2 separate regions of the Homo sapiens genome follow, and region 1 is linked to region 2. Evidence: chromatin contacts called from ENCODE Hi-C or POLR2A ChIA-PET data. All regions are on one chromosome and are shown on one strand. Each heading gives the region's core, a stretch centred on a gene start or an enhancer-like site at or near the end of the contact. The rest is flanking DNA. Distances are from core to core; before and after follow the strand shown.

Region 1 (6,435 bases), core at 420-2,919, 34 kb before region 2:
CAGTCAGGAGTTCGAGACCAGCCTGGCCAAGATGGTGAAACCCCATCTCTACTCATAATACAAAAATTAGGAGGCATGGTGGCATGTGCCTGTAGTCCCAGCTACTCGGGAGGCTAAGGCAGAAGAATCACTTGAACCCAGGAGGTGGAGGTTGCAGTGAGCCGAGATTGTGCCACTGCACTCCAGCCTGGGCGACAGAGTGAGACTCTGCCTCACCAAAAAAAAAAAAAAAAAGAAAAAGAAAGAAAACTTTAGCATGTCTGTAATTGGTAGATATAATCTCTATCATTTATTTAATGATAATTAAAAATAGCGGGGCATGGTGGCACATGCCTGTGGTCTCAGCTACTAGTGGGGCTGAAGCAGGAGATTGAGGCTGTAGTGAGCCACTCTGATTGCACCACTCCACTCCAGCCTGGGTGGCAGAGTGAGACTCTGTCTCAAAACAAAAGAAAACAAACAAAAAAACATAATGTAAGAATCATGAAGTGACTTTAAAATCTTTATTTTATAATAATGTTATAAGTTTTCTGAAGCTACTTAATTTATCACTATACAGAATAAACAGATATATAAAAAATGATCAGTAAGTTTTTGTTTCCCTACTAAAGCCAGAATAATGGTCATGAGGTAATAGATAGCATTGGGTGCTTACTATGGGCCAGGCACAGTGTGCCAGCCGTTTGCATGTGTTAGCTAATTTAATCCTCATATAAACTTTGAAATAGGTGCTATCAATACTGTTTAACACATGAGAATTAGAGAGATCATTGTTTGGGTATGGTTGCAGGGCCAGTAAGTAGCAGTACTGTGATTTGTACTAACGTCTTTGGGATTTCAGAACCTGAATCAATAACTTTGTTTATGTTATTTTTCTCTATTTATTTGAAACTTGAATGCTTTCCTAACAGAATTTCTTATGTTCTGTTTTCAGTCACCCTGAAAAAAAAATTCTGAGAATATTTAAGGATATTTCTAAAACATACTAACAACTAGTGAGCCTAGATGGTTCATTAGATGACTTTGGTTGCTTTCAGTTCTCTTGGTAAAATTTGAAAGGCAACTAAAATTTCCATTACCTCACCTCGTTGCATTTTGGGGGCCTGGTTAATTAGTATTTTATAAAGCACTTTAGAGGGTTTATTTATAAACTTGTTAAGGAACCTGACTTGAATGTCTTTTTTTTTTTTAAGGCAGAGTTTCACTGTTGCCCAGGATGGAGTGCAGTGGTGTCATCACAGGTCACTGCCACCTTGACCTCCTGGGCTCAAGTGATCCTCCTCCTTTAGCTCCCTGAGTAGCTGGGACTTGCAGTGCCACCATGCCCAGCTAATTTTTTTTAAATTAATTTTTTTGTGGAGATGAGGTCTCACTGTGTTGCCTAAGATGGTCTTGAACTCCTGGACTCAAGTTATCCTCCCACTTTGGCCTCCCATTACAGGCATGAGCCATTGTGCTTGGCCTCACATATTTTGATTTTAGGATTGTTTTCCAATTGAGAAATGTCTAAATGGTTCAAGTTTAACAAAAATCATATACTAATTTGTTAATTATTTTTCTGTGAGTTCTTTTCTTTCTGCCCTCTCCCTTTCTCCCTTCCTCCCCCTTCAGAGGTTGGTAGAAAAAAAAAAAAAAGGCAAGGAAGTTTCTTTTTGTGGAGAGAGGAAATGACTGTTGGTTCAAGACTTTATCCATATTAGGTATAAACTAAATATAGACGTGTAATCCAGGAGTGAAGTCACATCTATAAAGTTTCTTAAGCAAAGCTAATGAGATCAGCCAGTGCTTTTGGATCTGTTTTTTCCCCCCTTGCTTTTGGCTCACTTACCAAACTGATTAGTCTTATAGTCTGCCTGCCTTTGCTTCTTTAAAAAAAGAATAAAAAAATTATAAGGAATCTTTCTGTAAAACAAGCACACAAATTTTTAAAAAGTTGCTTTGTATATGAAGCATAGTCACTTATGCCTCCCTTTGAGGGGAGGTTATAAATAAATTAGCTTCTTTAATTTCTTGACCTTGTCATTTTCCTCACACCAATTCTTCTTCTTTTTTTTTTGTTTTTTGAGTTGGTTTTATCCTTGAGTCTTTGTCACATATTTTTACTGTGAGGCTGGACTCATCTTTGTAAGTTGTAAGAAACGTGTTTTACTTAGTATTTTCTTGGTTTATTCCATTTTTAACCATTAAAGCAGATCTCAGTATGGCTAAATGGTAATAGGATTTCTTCTGATTGGCTGGTTAGAGAGATTGTAATAGAACGGAATGATGGAATAAATCTGCTTCTGGTCACAGCACATGTCCTTCTCAAATAAGGACTTTGAAAAGTCCCCCAAAGCATTCTTACAATAATTATTTCCAACTCTTGTGTTCCTTCTTAGAGCCCTTTGCAAGCATTCCTAAACACTCAAGCCCTTACGAACGTGCTATGCTTCTGAAGAGAAGAACTATATACACACATCTGTGGCGCATCTTACTATAAATACTTTGGAATACAACTAATTGTGTAAAAAGTTTAGCTTAACATATTTCGGGGTTTTAGGGATCAGTTCATGAAACTAAATGTTCTCCAAGCCTAAGTTGGAATCTGTTCTGAATCCTTCTCTGACCATGTTGTTCCCTTAGCAGAACTACTCTTTCCTACTGTTTGGGGCAGTTTGTGCATTTTTATATTCTGCCACTCATCTGAATCACCTTTAATTACATTTTTGTTCCAGGCTAGAATGTAAATTCCAGGAGATCAAGGATAAGGGATTATTTTCTTTTTTCTTCTTTTTATATTTTAAATTTAAAAAATTATTATGTTCTTCTAAAGACTAAGGGACTATTTTCTTCATCTTTTATATCTACCCCCTACCACAAACCTTTATATATAGGAGATAATTCATTAATTCAGTAAGCATTTATTAGTGTTTTTTGGCAAATTGGTGTGCATAGTATAGGAATATAAGCATGTAAGAGAGAATATATTAAATATTTTCTGTTATTGTGTTCTATATTACCTCATAGTAAAATACCAGAGTTAAAAGTAGTATTCAGTTATTGAACTTGAGACATGTAATTGGGGTTTTGTAACTAGCTACTCACTATATAGCTATTGGTCTAAACCTAACAGATTGGTTTAGAGAACTAGAATATTATGTAACTGGAAGGCCAGGTTCAAGTCCTATGTGTATCCTAATTGATCTGCTACCTCATCTGTCAAGTGGGTGTATTTCTTGGAGGTGATGTTCAGTCCAGTTTGTATTATTTTATATGCCAAGGTAGCCTTAGGCTTGGCTTAAGCTTAGGCTTAGGCAGAAAGTTGAGCCCTGAGATTCCAACGTCAGATCCAGAGAATTAAATTCTCATAATTAGAAGCAATCTATTAGATAACAAAAATAGAGCCAATACAAATTCTTCATGATAATGGAGGCAGTTTGCCAAAGAAAGAAAAAATATTTCAGGAGTGAATTCTTTGACCCGAAAGAATATATTTTATTTCCCAGGTGAGCTCCTGAAAGAAAGTTTAAGGAAAGATTTTGTTTGTTGTATCTAAAATAAAGCAGACACAGAACCATTCTTCTTCTTCTTTTTTTTTTAAAGCCAGTCAAATTTATAGAATTTTCCTTCATCATATTTGAGTAACCTGTGCATTGAAATCCGAAGTAAAATATTTCAGTAAGAAACATCCTGCTATGTTATACTCTTCAGATATTTGAAGTTTTAGGCCAGCAAAGAAGATAGACAAGAATTCTGAATATTAACTTTCACAGCTGAAATACAGTGTTGAATATATAATTTTTGCGGAAACTAATTTTGTAATGTATATATATAGAGAGAGACGGAGTCTTGCTCTCTCGCCCAGGCTAGAGTGCAGTGGCACGATCTCAGCTCACTGCAGTCTCCGCCTCCCAGATTCAAGCGATTCTCCTGCCTCAGCCTCCTGAGTAGCTGGAATTACAGGTGCCCGCCACCGTGTCCAGCTAATTTTTGTATTATTAGTAGAGACGGGGTTTCACCATCTTGGCCAGGCTGGTCTTGAACCCCTGACCTCATGATCCACCCACCTTGGCCTCCCAAAGTGCTGGGATTACAGGTGTGAGCCACAGCGCCCGGCTGATTTTGTAATATATTTTAATGAACATTTAAAAATACATAATCCAAAATTAAAACAAATGAGGAAGATTCATTAATTTATTCATGTTTGTTGAGAGCTAATATTTTATACTATTAATAAAATATTGTATAGCATTTTCATGATTGCAGTTTTTCATTGTTTATGGTCATCTTCATTAATCCATTGTTCTTAGTCATTTAGAGGTCTGAAATTTGGCTTTAAGCAATATTGTGATATATATCCTTACAGCCAATTTTCTGTGCATGTCAAGCAATTGTGTTTTAAAAGTCCCCCACATATCTCATTTACCCTCTGAATTCTTTATTTTCCTTTTGTTTACTTAAACTGTAATCTCTCTTTTTTCACACTTCACCTGGAATGTAATCTCTTAAAAAGAAAAAACTTTCTGCAGAATTTAGGTTTTTTACAAAGGGAAAATTGGATTTTTGACTCTACTACTGAACTCTTGGTGGAGTGTCTAGTTAAAATTGGTCTGAGAACTTGATGAACAGAAATAGCTGCCTTAAGCATAGATGGGGAAGAATAATATTAATTTCTTGAACATTTCATTGTTTTCTTGTACTCTTGGGATTCTTTGTGAATCTAGTTTATACTACAGTATAATGTGTATACCCTTAAGGAAAGTGGGTTGCTGCATTTTGACTTGCAGAAGCATTTCACCTATGTCCCAACATAGTTGTCTTTAGTTGATAAACAAGGGAAGACCCTGGCAGTTAGTGAATTTATCTTTGGTTAGCAGATATTTTTTAAAAATGAGGGCTAGACAATGAAAAAGTTTGAGATGCACCTTTTTTTTTTTTTTTTTTTTTTTTTGACAGGGCCTCACTTTGTCATCCAGGCTAGAGTGCAGTGGTAAGATCATAGCTCACTACATCCTTGACCTCCTGGGCTCAAGTGATCCTCCTGCTTAAGCCTTCTGAGTAGCTAGGACTAAAGGTGTGTACTACCATATCTGGCTAATTTTCTTATTTTTCATAGAGATGGGGGTCTCACTGTGTTGTCCAGGCTGGTCTCAAAACTCCCAGCTTCAAGTGATCCTCCCACCTTGGCTTCCCAGAGTGTTGGGATTACAGGTGTGAGCCATTGCACCCAGCCAGAGATGCACTTTTTTTTGATGTAACCAAAGTGAGAATAATTATAAAGGAGCATGTTTCTTTTTTATTTTAATTTTAATTTTTTTTGTTGTATAAATGGAGTCTCCCTCTGTGGCCCTGGCTGGAGTGCAGTGGTGCGATCTTGGCTCACTGCAACCTCTGCCTCTTGGAGTCAAACAGTTCTCCTGCCTCAGCCTCCCGAGTAGCTGGGACTACAGGTGCACACTGCGACACCTGGCTAATTTCTTTTGTATTTTTAGTAGAGACGGGGTTTCACCGTGTTGCCCAGGCTGGTCTTAAACTCCTGAGCTCAGGCAGTCCGCCTGCCTTGGCCTCCCAAAGTGTTGGGATTACAGGCGTGAGCCACCACGCCCAGCTAAGTAACTTCTTTTTTAAATAAAATAATCATGGATTAATATAATAAAAACAAATTAGTGTTCTGTGTTTCTGAAATTAAGTCATTTAGTGCCAAACTTTCACATTCTAAATAGTTGTATCTGAAAATGTCTTGACTTCTCTTCCATTCTTTAAAGATGGTTTTGTTGGAAATAGAATTTTGAGTTGATTTTTATTGTTGTTATTGTTATTCTTTCAGCAATTTAAAAAATGTTCTTGACTGGGCGTGGTGGCTCATGCCTGTAATCTCAGCACTTTGGGAGGCTGAAGTGGAAGATCTCTTGAGCCCAGGAGTTCGAGACCATCTTGGGCAACCTAGTGAGACCCTGTCTCTACAAAAAATTGAAAAAATAGCTGGACATGGTGGCAGGTGCCTGGTCCCAGCTACTTGCGAGGCTGAGGTGGGAGGATGGCTTGATCCCTGGAGATCGAGGCTGCAGTGAGAGCTGCGCTTCAGCTTAGGCGACAGAGCGGGACCTTGTCTGAAAAAAAAAGGACCGAGGGCAGTGGCTCATGCCTATAATCACAGCACTTTGAGAGGCCAAGGTGGGTGGATCACCTGAGGTCAGGAATTCAAGACCAGCCTGGCCAACATGGTGAAAACCTGACTCTACTGAAAATACAAAAATTAGCTGGATGTGGTGGCGCATGCCTGTAATCCCAGCTACTGGGGCAGCTGAGGCGGGAGAATCGCTTGAACCCAGGACGCACAGGTTGCAGTGAGCCGAGATCACACCACTGTATTCCAGCCTGGGTGACAGAGTGAGACTCCATCTGAAAAAAAAAAAAAAGAAAGTGATTCCATGTTTTCTGGCCTCCATTACTCCA
Region 2 (6,077 bases), core at 2,828-5,327:
CGTCTGGGAGGTGAGGGGCGCCTCTGCCCGGCCGCCCCTACTGGGAAGTGAGGAGCCCCTCTGCCCGGCCAGCCGCCCCGTCCGGGAGGGAGGTGGGGGGGGTCAGCCCCCCGCCCGGCCAGCCACCCCGTCCGGGGGGGGGGGTCAGCCCCCCCACCTGGCCAGCCGCCCCGTCTGGGAGGTGAGGGGCGCCTCTGCCCGGCCGCCCCTACTGGGAAGTGAGGAGCCCCTCTGCCCGGCCAGCCGCCCCGTCCGGGAGGGAGGTGGGGGGGTCAGCCCCCCACCCGGCCAGCCGCCCCGTCCGGGAGGGAGGTGGGGGGGTCAGCCCCCAGCCTGGCCAGCTGCCCCGTCTGGGAGGGAGGTGGAGGGGTCAGCCCCCTGCCCGGCCAGCCGCCCCGTCCGGGAGGTGAGGGGCGCCTCTGCCCGGCCGCCCCTACTGGGAAGTGAGGAGCCCCTCTGCCTGGCCACCACCCCGTCTGGGAGGTGTGCCCAACAGTTCATTGAGAATGGGCCAGGATGACAATGGCGGCTTTGTGGAATAGAAAGGCGGGAAAGGTGGGGAGAAGATTGAGAAATCGGATGGTTGCCGTGTCTGTGTAGAAAGAAGTAGACATGGGAGACTTTTCATTTTGTTCTGCACTAAGAAAAATTCTTCTGCCTTGGGATCTTGTTGGTCTGTGACCTTACCCCCAACCCTGTGCTCTCTGAAACGTGTGCTGTGTCCACTCAGGGTTAAATGGATTAAGGGTGGTGCAAGATGTGCTTTGCTAAACAGATGCTTGAAGGCAGCATGCTCGTTAAGAGTCATCACCACTCCCTAATCTCAAGTAATCAGGGACAAACACTGCGGAAGGCCGCAGGGTCCTCTGCCTAGGAAAACCAGAGACCTTTGTTCACTTGTTTATCTGCTGACCTTCCCTCCACTATTGTCCCATGACCCTGCCAAATCCCCCTCTGTGAGAAACACCCAAGAATTATCAATAAAAAAATAAATTAAAAAAAAAAAAAAGAATAGTTGTATTAATGGGAAAAACTAGGGTTTGGCAGTGGATTCCTCTTGATGCAAGTGTCACAACATGATTTGCTATTATACTGATTTTTAAAACTATTAGTCTGTTCTCACATTGCTATAAAGAACTACCTGAGACTGGGTAATTCATAAAGAAAAGAGGTTTAATTGACTGGCAGTTCTGCAGGTTGTACAGGAAACTTGTCTGGGGAGGCCTCAGGAGACTTACAAGTATGATAGAAGTCAAAGGGGAAGCAGACATGTCTTTCATGGCCGGAGAAGGAAGAAGAGAGAAGGGGGAGGTGTTACATATTTTTAAACAACCAGATCTTGTGAGAACTCACTCTCTGTCACAGGAACAGCAAGGGAAGTCTGCCCTTGTGATCCAGTCACCTCCCACAAGGCCCCTCTTCCACCATTGAAAATTACAATTTGATATGAGATTTGGGCAAGGACAGAAATTTAAACCATATTATATATCAAGTCATGAACAGTGTCCAGGAAAAGATATTGACAGCCTATCACTTGATAAAGTGGCAGAATTAATCTATGTTATCCCTCTGAGCATCACATGCTGATAGTTACCTGAGAGCTATAATTCCATTCCAAGTTCTAGGTTAGTGTACTCAGATTTCTGTCATTCCCTTAAAATACATTTTTACTTACTGCTAGTGCATATATTTGAAATTTTACAGACTTTAAAATTTATTGAACATAAGCCATAAAGTCATCAAGGAACCCCTTTAGTTATGTATATAAATGTAGAAATAAGCCTTTGGGAATAGTGAGTTAAAACTACAAGCTCTTGGGAAGACATTACCTTATTCATGTTGGGCAGAGATGTAAGAATGAAATAAGTCATGTAGTTACCCTTCTATTACTGTTTTTTTTTTATACATGTGTACACAAAGCAAGTTTCCCAATATAACTCCTAAAAATAGAGTGTGCCACCAGGCACACACCCTTACTGTGTCCTAAAATACATGAATTTCTCCTATTCCATTTTTGGCTTGGAGCAAGTGAGTTGACTGCCATTCTTTGAAAAAGCTGTCATTGAATAGTTTAATACAGTGCTTTAATTGTGATACATACCAGTAATAGTGCCATAAACATGGGAATCTGGGTCAGAAAAGGAAGTAAACCCATTATAGCTATTTCAGAGTTGTCTGTTTCTTTTCATTTGCAGATTTTTTAAAGGCATTATTCCTATAGGTTGATTGATATTTGCAGATTTGTATATATATGTTAAAGTGTGTATGTGGAAATATGTGTAAGTGTATATGTTAAGTGTTTATATATATAAAAAGTGGCGCATGGGAGGTAGGCATTCAGGGCCTTATAATTAGAAAATATCAAAGAAGATATATGTTTATTACCTAGGGCTTTATGTAAAATCAATGGTAGAGAGCACTTAAAATTGAAGCTTATATTTTTTGGTCTTTAACAATCATAGGTCTCCAGTAAATATAAAAAATGCTTCTTAGGGCAACTAAAACTAAGCAAGTAGTACGTGATAATGAGTCTGTACCATCCCTACCCCCTAGTCATCAACTTCCCCTTCAGAGAGATAATTTATTTTAGGTTTGGTCTTTATTCTTCCAAATCTTTTCCTTTTTTCTTTTTCTTTTTTTTTTTTTTTTGAGACACGGTCTGCCTCTGTCACCGAGGCTGGAGTGCAGTGGCACGATCACAGCTTACTCTGTAGCCTTGAGCTCCTGGGCTCAAGTAATCCTCCAGCCTCAGCCTCCCAAGTAGCTAGGACTACAGGCATTTACTGCCATACCTGGCTAATTTTTTATTTTTAAGAGACAGGGTCTCCCTGTGTTGCCCAGGCTGGTCTTGAACTCCTGGGCTCAAGCAGTCCTCTGGCCTTGGTCTCCCAAAGTGCTGGGATTACAGACTTTAGCCACTGTGCCTGGCCTCGTCCAAATCTTTTCTATGAGTTTACACACTTGCAGTCTTGAACAAAATTTTAAAGAGAAAGTACCTCAAGAAAGTGAGCATTGGTTCAAAAAACAAAAACAAACAACCCACCAGTATATATGAAAGTTATCACAGAGGAATAAAACATCCCTGTAGTACTTTTCATAATATATTCTTAATCTTAAAACATTAAATGTGACTCTTTTTAGAAATCTTGGGGGAGAAAATATGCCTACAGTGCTTATTTTCCTGCTTTTCCTGGTAATTGCCTAATATCTTGGTGAGAAGTACTGACTCCAGAACAAACCAGTGGAGAACAATAGAACTCCTCTGAGAGTTACTTAGCAGCTCACTCTATGATTTGAAAAAAATGATTGTTACATGACATTTCATCCATAAGAACAAGCCCATTTCTAGTTCTGGCACTGTATGACATGTTCTCTTTGAATCTCAGTTGGCATTAATGACTATGCTGGTAGTATTCATGTGTCCCTTGTGAGGCTGTGAACAATCTCCCATTACTTGCCTGCCAGAGCAGCCTTCGTGCTTTGGTGGGAGTCATTTCCAAATCTAATTTTCTGTTCATATTGCAATTTAAAGAACGTTTAGATAGAAAAAAAAGGGCCCAGGCTTCACAAAGAATTTCAATTTACATCAACGATTTGAACAAAAGCTTCAGATAATATAAGTGAAAATACTAAAATTGGGGCAGAGTTAAAGATGTTCTGGCATGTCATCAGTTGGGAAACAACCATGGCATAGTATAGAAAATTTCAGGAGTGAGACCTAGCTGTGTATGGAGAGAGCTCTATCACTGATTTCACTGGGACCTGGGGCGAGCTGCCTCATCTTCCTTGGAGTTAGTTACCTTATATTTAAAATCAGGAGAAAAGGGAAAAAAACTTCACTTTTGTAATAGTTTAAAATGTTACAATGGAACTATGAAACTGATAGTTCTGCATATCTTAAAAGGCAGTTAGAAACTCAGAAAAAAATCTGATTCCCAAATAGACTCTTCAGATAGTTTTATCTTCATGATCATGTCTCTGTGGTTCCACCTTTCTGAAAACAGTCTTCAGTAACTTAAGAAATCATTTCAACTTCCATGATCTTCAGTAGCAGCAGCATGAATGACACATGCCAAGAGACTAAATGGAATGAGATAAGCCTGTCTTTCAGAGACATCATCTATTTCCTGCTGCTGTCCAGACAGGAAAGTCAGACTCCATTTTTCCCCTTTGTAAAGTTGACTTGAGCTACATGAAGCACTTGTTAGAACAGTCCAATTCAAGATAATTGTGCTTTATGACTGCATTCAGAATCACATGTGTACCCACTGTGTGTGTGGGGGGTGTGTGTATGTGTGTGCATGTGTGTGGGTGGGTGGGTGGAGGGGGTGTGTGTGGGTAGGTGGGTGGTGGGGGTGTGTGTGTATGTGTGGGTGGGTGGGTGGTGGGGTGTGTGTAGGTGGGTTGGAGTGTGTGGGTTGAGGGTGTGTGTGTATGTGGGTGGGTGGGGGGATGTGTGTATGTGGGTGGGTGGGGGGATGTGTGTACGTGGGTGGGTGGGGATGTGTGTGTGTGTGTGATTGAGAGGGGAGGGAGATATAGACACACAGAGAGGGAGTATTTTGTTGCTATGTCTTTATGTTCTTTTTTAAGACGATTTCAAAGATGATACATCCTGTTGAGGCTGCTAAGAGCTGAATTAATAGAATTATTAGTGAATGTTTTTCTAAACCTGTTATCAGTATACACTTTACTCCTAAACTGTTATCAAGATGGTAAAAATTATAGACTCTATATTTGGGCCAGGCAAAGTGGCTCACTCTTGTAATCCCAGCGCTTTGAGAGGCCGGGGCAGGTGATCACTTGAGGTCAGGAGTTCAAGACCACCCTGGCCAACATGGTGAAATCCTGTCTCTACTAAAAATACAAAAATTAGTCGGGCATGGTGGTGAGTGCCTTAGTCCCAGCTACTCAGGAGGCTGAGGCAGGAGAATTGCTTGAATCCGGGAGGTGGAGGCAAATCACGCCACTGCACTCTAGCCTGGGCAACAGAGTGAGACTCCATGTCAAAAAAAAAAAAAAAAAAACACAAAAACAAAGACAAACGAATTATGGAATCCATATTTGAAATCTTTTCATGGGTACTATTTTTTTTGAAGTATTCCTCCACAGATTGACAATAAAATTGACATTAAAAGTAGACAGATTAACAATATTTAATCCAAATCAGTAAAATTCTTTAACTGGTTGAACTGGGACAAAGACAAATTCTTAGTGACAAGGGGTCTTGGTGTGTGTGTTTTGTTGAGTCCATGATTAATTTGTTCAATTAGTGACTTGACTATCAGTCAAACCAGAATATAGCAAATCTAGTAAAGAATAATTAATAGTAGTAAAGCGTTCTGAAACAAATAATTCTGGTTCTCTGGTGTTAACTTTTGTGAGGTTTTTTGTTGTTGTTGTTATATGTTTATATAGTGTCCAGTAGTGTCTTTGATATGTGTGAATTAATTTTATGCCCTGAAAATCAGCACCTTCAAAAAGGAACTCGATTTTTTTTTGTTATTGTTCTCTTTCTGGAGAAAAAAGGAGCTCCATTTAAAAGATAAGGCCTACATACCTAGTACTTTTTTCTTCGTTGGGCAAGTCAACTTGTTACAGATGGGTCATCTTCAAGAGCCAGCTCCGGTGTTCTCTAGCTATGCTGCACTCATTTCATACCAAGCAGCTGGAACTGAGTCACCAGCCCAGCTTCCTCCAATTGTTGCAATTGTACTGAACTACATTTTAATAGAAATTAAGCCACTCAAGTCTCTTAAAATATTAGCTCCTATAGGATTCCTCCTTTTCATTCGTTTCTTTTCCTTTTGGTTTTTGTTTTTATTTCCTTTTCTTCATCTAGAAAAAAAATGGGAAACAACAGAATAATTTATTTCATCTGAAAGACTACCATGATACATGAGGGTAAAAATAATACACCCCAAAACACTGGAGAATATTTGCACCCTGTTGCAAGGCATGAGTTCTGTGCACTTTGCTCTTGATGTCACGTAAGGGAAATATTTGAATGAGTTTTAATCAAGTGTTGAGTATTTACTGAAGGCCTTTTTGGAAGTAAACCAAAGATGTCTTGAAAT

The links. A loop is a pair of places that touch in the nucleus more often than their neighbours do. ChIA-PET counts read pairs that join two places held with the same protein, here RNA polymerase II (POLR2A). Pooled maps may share reads with other maps.
Region 1: a map of endothelial cell of umbilical vein shows a loop between it and region 2 (5-fold over the local background). The contact joins two enhancer-like sites. A Hi-C loop is called at or near these places in 10 of 168 maps with a recorded cell type or tissue (IMR-90, aorta, ascending aorta and 7 more), 6 of 37 single-sample maps with no recorded cell type and 13 of 50 pooled maps. POLR2A ChIA-PET finds 5 or more read pairs at or near these places in 13 of 52 experiments (A549, A673, B cell and 10 more).

What each region holds. Positions count from the first base shown.
Region 1 is chr1:24,768,687-24,775,121 of GRCh38, forward strand. All of the region lies in intron 1 of CLIC4 (chloride intracellular channel 4), which reads left to right. Among named protein-coding and RNA genes, the nearest start is that of CLIC4, 26 kb to the left of the region's middle. Within about 2 kb of position 1,670, at least 8 of the 41 ENCODE cell types and tissues checked have a DNase peak (open chromatin) inside an H3K27ac peak, as active enhancers do; they include A673 and endothelial cell of umbilical vein, where a contact is called at or near this core.
Region 2 is chr1:24,800,079-24,806,155 of GRCh38, forward strand. The region is part of intron 2 of CLIC4 (chloride intracellular channel 4); the gene reads left to right. Among named protein-coding and RNA genes, the nearest start is that of CLIC4, 58 kb to the left of the region's middle. Within about 2 kb of position 4,078, at least 3 of the 41 ENCODE cell types and tissues checked have a DNase peak (open chromatin) inside an H3K27ac peak, as active enhancers do; they include A673 and endothelial cell of umbilical vein, where a contact is called at or near this core.